2 separate regions of the Homo sapiens genome follow, and region 1 is linked to region 2. Evidence: read pairs that join two places in POLR2A ChIA-PET (ENCODE). Cell type or tissue: CD4-positive, alpha-beta T cell. All regions are shown on one strand. Links, peaks and the distances in the headings refer to the core of each region. The heading gives the core; the rest is flanking DNA. Region 1 overlaps CHD2 (chromodomain helicase DNA binding protein 2). Region 2 overlaps CHD2 (chromodomain helicase DNA binding protein 2).

The links. Peaks named below come from ENCODE experiments on the same cell type or tissue, not always from the same donor. Only the 100,000 strongest peaks of a DNase experiment are listed, where the experiment ranks them.
Region 1: POLR2A ChIA-PET joins it to region 2 with 14 read pairs; 8 of 35 experiments call an interaction of 5 or more read pairs at or near these places.

Annotation. Positions count from the first base shown.
Region 1 is chr15:93,003,603-93,006,420 of GRCh38, forward strand. It overlaps CHD2 (chromodomain helicase DNA binding protein 2), which reads left to right. Exons shown (of 39, transcript NM_001271.4): 34 at 1,015-1,149. Among named protein-coding and RNA genes, the nearest start is that of RGMA, 84 kb to the right of the region's middle. In CD4-positive, alpha-beta T cell, for the core only: no CTCF peak of the experiment used is centred there; no DNase peak of the experiment used is centred there.
Region 2 is chr15:92,916,758-92,919,575 of GRCh38, forward strand. All of the region lies in intron 2 of CHD2 (chromodomain helicase DNA binding protein 2), which reads left to right. Among named protein-coding and RNA genes, the nearest start is that of MIR3175, 14 kb to the left of the region's middle. RefSeq lists an enhancer at 542-1,378. In CD4-positive, alpha-beta T cell, for the core only: a CTCF peak has its summit at 1,382 (motif pointing left); a DNase peak (open chromatin) is centred at 1,324; H3K27ac peaks cover 1,051 bases.

The DNA.
Region 1 (2,818 bases), core at 225-2,724, 87 kb after region 2:
GGCGGGGGGAGACGCTGATATCTTTTGTATTTCATGAACATATGACTGATACTGTTGAAGCTGCCCCCTGTTCCCTTTCCCTGATTTTATTACTCTTCCTCTGTTTTCCCCATAACCACTACTGTGAAGTGGGTCCGAAACCTTCCTGTTCATGTTTTTATATTTGTAGTACATATTATAGTGTATATCCATATAACTATAAACAAAGCATACTGTATGCTTAAAAATGTACATGAAGTCAAGCTAGGCGCAGTGGCTCACACTTGTAATCCCAGCACTTTGGGAGGCCGAGGTGGACAGATCACAAGGTCAGGAGTTTGAGACCTGCCTGGACAACATGGTGAAACCCCGTCTGTACTAAAAATACAAAAAATAGCTGGGTGTGGTGGCGTGCGCCTGTAATCTGAGCTACTTGGGAGGCTGAGGCAGAAGAATCTCTTGAACCCAGGAGGCAGAGGTTGCAGTGAGCCGAGATCATGACGCTGCACTCCGGCCAGGATGACAGAGCGAGAATCTGTCTCAAAAAAAAAAAAAAAAAAAGTACCTGAAGTCATTTTATATATTCTTCTGCAACCTTTCCTTCAATGTAATTGAGATTTGTATAGAGTTCATTTACAATAATGTAGTTAATACAGATTCCTAAACCAAAGGGTATGCTGTTAATAAAGGTTGCTACATGATACTCTAGAGAGTTCTGCCAATTTACAAGCTTAACCTCTTGATGACATTTCTGTGCATTTTATGGATAAAGGAGTAAGAAGCCCAAAAATAGCACTGATGAAATTGAAGTTATAATTGGGTACATTTAGAGATGGAAATGGGAATAATGTGTGAGTAAGCTGCTAATCAGACAGGTTTGTCTTCATGATGTTTCAGGATTTTATTTTACTTTTTAAAAAATAAACTGAGACCATCATATTTACCCATTTTAATAACACAACATAGGTAAGAAACCTAAATCGCACGGTAGGATTGCACAAATGACAATGACTCCTTGTAACTCTTTTTTAAAAGCCTAAAAGTGGTGATGCCAAATCTTCGAGTAAATCAAAGCGATCTCAGGGTCCTGTCCATATTACAGCAGGAAGTGAACCTGTCCCCATTGGAGAGGATGAGGATGATGATCTGGACCAGGAGACATTCAGCATAGTAAGTCTTGAAATCGGGGGGTGCCAGTGTCTGCAGCCGCGGTACTTGCTGTGGCTCTGCCTTTTATAGGTCCAGCCAGAGCTTCAGTTGAGCTAAGCAATAGTACATTACTTGGGAAACACATTGCTTACAGTATCGGAAGACCATGTGCTCTTCAGCAGGCTGGCAGGAAGAGATTTTCTTGTCTTTTATTGAGGGGAAGTTTAAGGAGTGGATTTCATGTCTTGTGCTCCTAGTTAAGAGAGGCTCTCAGGGCCCTTAGAGGCATTTGGGAAAGAGAAGTGTTCACTGAGCAAGTATTTATTGAATGTTTTCTGTGTTCCAGCCCCCAGAGTTACCATGTTGAATAGATAACCATTTCTATCATCGTAAACTGTACATTGGAGTAGGGGAGTTAGATAACTACACAAATCATGTTGGTGCCCCTGTGACAGGGCTCTGGAGGAGAGAGAGTGCATACTGTGGAGATCCTGTGAGAAGGGAATTTGACCTAGTCAGGGGTTGCCAGGAGGGCTTGTGTAAGGAAGTGATGTTTGAGTTGGGTTCTGAAGGAAGAATAAAAGGTAACAGGAGAAGAGGGGAGGGCAAGGCGATGGGGAGCGAGTGCATGGACCAGGTCTTGCACGGGATTGGATACAGGCCAGTGTGTCCTCAAGGTCCCTTTGCCCCTGGCTGGAGCTGCAGGTATAGATTTCACTGTGCCACCATCCCTTCCCCACCTCTCTGTGGTCTCTTCTCCCCATACTTCCACAAATCCATTAATCAAACGGCTCATTCAGGCTGAAAGAAAAAGCGGTTTTCTTTCAAATTTGAAAATACTTCCATCCTGTGGCAGCAAAGGACCCTGTTGACCCTGTCCTGTAACCTCTCTCTGACTTCTTTCTCTGAGTTCTCTAAAACCTATACACGTATGTATATAGATATTGTTTTCTTTGCACTTAACTCTGTTTTCTTAAGTCTCTTTTTTGCCTGTGAGCTCTCTGAGGACAAGTATTGTTTTATATAAAGGTCATTTAGATGCTAGAAGTATATCAATAAATGAGTAAATTGAATAAATGAATAAACTAATTACATAGCCAGCTAACCAATCTGTTTCCTAGTCTTTCTTTTCCGAGTGTTTATAAGAGAAAATGATATCTAATGTTCTATGGTACCATGATATTTAAAAAATGCTCTTACAAATGACTCATTTAATCTTGTTTTTATATTATGAAATCTTTAAAAGATGCAGAGAAATTTCAGGGATATAATAGTCATTGATAAATATACCATGAAGTTTTGTCAAATCTGAATTTTTTTAAGACTCAAAATATAAAGCTGAATCCCTTGGTGTTCCTCCCTCTCAACCTATGCTTTTTCTGTCTCTCTCTCTCTTTTTTTTTTTTTTTTTTTTGAGGCAGAGTCTTGCTCTGTTGCCCAGGCTGGATTGCAGTGGCTCAATCTCGGCTCAGTGCAGCCTCTGCCTCTCCGGTTCAAGCAGTTCTCCTGCCTCAGCCTCCTGAGTAGCTGGGATTACAGATGCGCACCACCACACCCGGCTAACTTTTGTATTTTTAGTAGATATGAGGTTTCACCATGTTGGTCAGGCTGGTCTAGAACTCCTGACCTCATGATCTGCCCACCTCAGCCTCCTAAAATGCTGGGATTACAGGCGTGAGCCACCGCACCC
Region 2 (2,818 bases), core at 276-2,775:
GGTCCAGGATTGTCTCAGTCTCCTGACCTCCTAATCTGACCACCTCGGCCTCCCAAATTGCTGGGATTACAGGCATGAGCTACTGCTCCTGGCTGATTCGTATACATTTTAAGGGTTACTGGCTATTCTTACAATTATTTAATACTAAGAGACTTTAATTTCTGCAAAGCAGATGAGTGCAAAATAACCAGTTATAATGTTTCCCAAGTTAACAGAGGTTTAGTTATTTTTAAAAATGAGTTTATTGGCCATTTCAGTTTCTTCTCCGTAATTGCGTATCCATTTTCTTTGTGCAGTTTTTGGTTGGATTTTTGATAGGTAATTCTTCATATGTTGTGTATCTATATACTTTGTTATGTGTACATTGAAATTTTGTTTCCCAGTCCGTCTGGGAAACAAGTTACTTGTCTTTTAACCTTGTTTATAGTAATAACTTATTCTGAAGAAGCACAGGACTTGAACCAAAGGTGGAGAGTTTAAAGAACTACATCCAGTATTCTTTACCAATAAGAAATGTGTGGCCAGGCGCAGTGGCTCATGCCTGTAATCCTAGCACTTTGGGAGGCCAAGGCGGGCAGATTACCTGAGGTCCGGAGTTCAAGACCAGCCTGGCCGACATGGTGAAACCCTGTCTCTACTAAAAATACAAAACAATTAGCCAGGTGCAGTGGGGCATGCCTGTAATTCCAGCTACTCTGGAGACTGAGGCAGGAGAATCGCATGAACCCTGGAGGCGGAGGTTACGGTGAGCCGAGATCACGCCACTGCACTCCAGCCTGGGCTACAGAGCGCGACTTGGTCTCAAAAAACAAACAAGCAAAAAGAAAAAAAAGGTGTGACCAGTCAGTCTTCTTTGCTTTTCCATCTTAAGACACATAGAAGTGACTGAGAAGGAATAGTTATGCAATGACATCGGTTTAATAATCAGTTCAACTGAAGAATGTATGTAAATAAGGGCAGTGATACCTAACGCTGATAGTTGATAGTGTGGATTGCATAATTCAGACTGTGGGGTGATATCTTACACACGCACATACACACACACACTCTTGGGCTTTGTCTTCTTTATAGGTAAGGATTAGGAGAATTTTGACATATGCCTGACACAAAAGTGCTCCGTAAATATTAGCTATTGTATCACTGGCAGGAAGTTAGCCTGGAAATAAGTTTTATGGAATTCCAGTGTAGATTGCTTTGTGATTGTTTTGCCAGATTTTGCTTTCACCCACAAAAACACTAAGCTCTGCCAACCAGTTCGGCCATTTTGTAAGTTAGCAAAATAAACACTAAAGTGAAATGGCGGCTTTTGGGCGGGGCTCCCACAGGCTGGCTCCTTTTAAGTGGAATGTTGCTGTGCTGCCCTCTTGTGGCCATTTGGGAAACCGCGATTAAAAATGGAACAGTAAGTGTTAATGGCACTTCGTTTCAAAGTCCAGTTCCAAGAAGGTTAATCACTCCGTTTTTACCTACTTCAGAAAGTATTTTGAAGAGATACCAAATTCTTTTTATCCACAAGCAAAAGGAAGTGGTAAACCTTTTTCTCATCAGCATTTATTTTTGATTGGAATCTGAATTCCCAGTTTTGACTTGTTTTTTTATCTGTGTGTTGTATTTTCCTTTTAATTATTTGTTAAGTAAAAAATTATAAAAGTTGTTTGCAATTTAGATGTTGAATAATTTTCAGATAGTTGTTTTTCGTGAAGATTCTGTATATATGTTGGATAGTCATTCCTGAAAATCCAATGTTTAATTGCCCTGTAACTAGTAAGCCACTGGTAGTCAGCTAATTTTATTACTTTGTTATTTAGGTGAAGGCTTAAAGGACTCCACTCACTAACTCAGTTTGACCCTTTCTATTAGTCTTGTGGGCTTTCTGCCTCCTCTACTAAACCAGCACTAAAGCTACAGCTTAGTACTAATAGTATTTACTATTATAATTATTAGGTATTAATGGCAATTCTACATAGTCTTTTAGGAAATGTCGTTTTTTTAAGGGAATAATATGAATATATATATACGTATATATACACATGTACGCTATATATACACACATATATACACATATACATATATATACATACACACATATATATACATACATATATATATATATTTTTTGAGACAGAGTTTTGCTGTTGATGCTTGGGCTGGAGTGCAGTGGTGTGATCTCGGCTCACTGAAACGTCCACCTCCTGAGTTCAAGCGATTCTCCTGCCTCAGCCTCCAAAGTAGCTGGGATTACAGGTGCATGCCACCATACCTGGCTAATTGTTTTTTTAGTACAGGCTGGGTTTCACCGTGTTGGCCAGGCTGGTCTTGAACTCCTGACCTCAGGTGTTCCACCCGCCTGGGCCTCCCAGAGTGCTGGGATTACAGGCTTGAGCCACCATGCTCGGCCCATAATTACACTTTTTTTTTTTTTGAGACGGAGTCTGGCTGTGTCATCCAGGCTGGAGTGCAGTGGCACGATCTCATTTTCCATTTCCAGTTTATTTAGTGATTATTCCTCTTACGAGAAGTATGAAAATTAAGTAATGACTTTGTTAAGGCTTTTTTTTTTCTTCTTTAAGCAGTTCCCCTCATTAGTACTTGTATTCAGTCTTACATCTGATTCTGGTTCCAAAAACAATTTAAAAACACTTTTTTTTTTTTGGAGACGGAGTCTTGCTTTGTTGCCCAGGCTGGAGTGCAATGGCACGATTGCGGCTCACTGCAACCTCTGCCTCCTGGGTTCAAGTGATTCTTCTGCCTCAGCCTCCCGAGTAGCTGGGACTACAGGCACACTACCATGCCCAGCTAATTTTTTGTATTTGTAGTA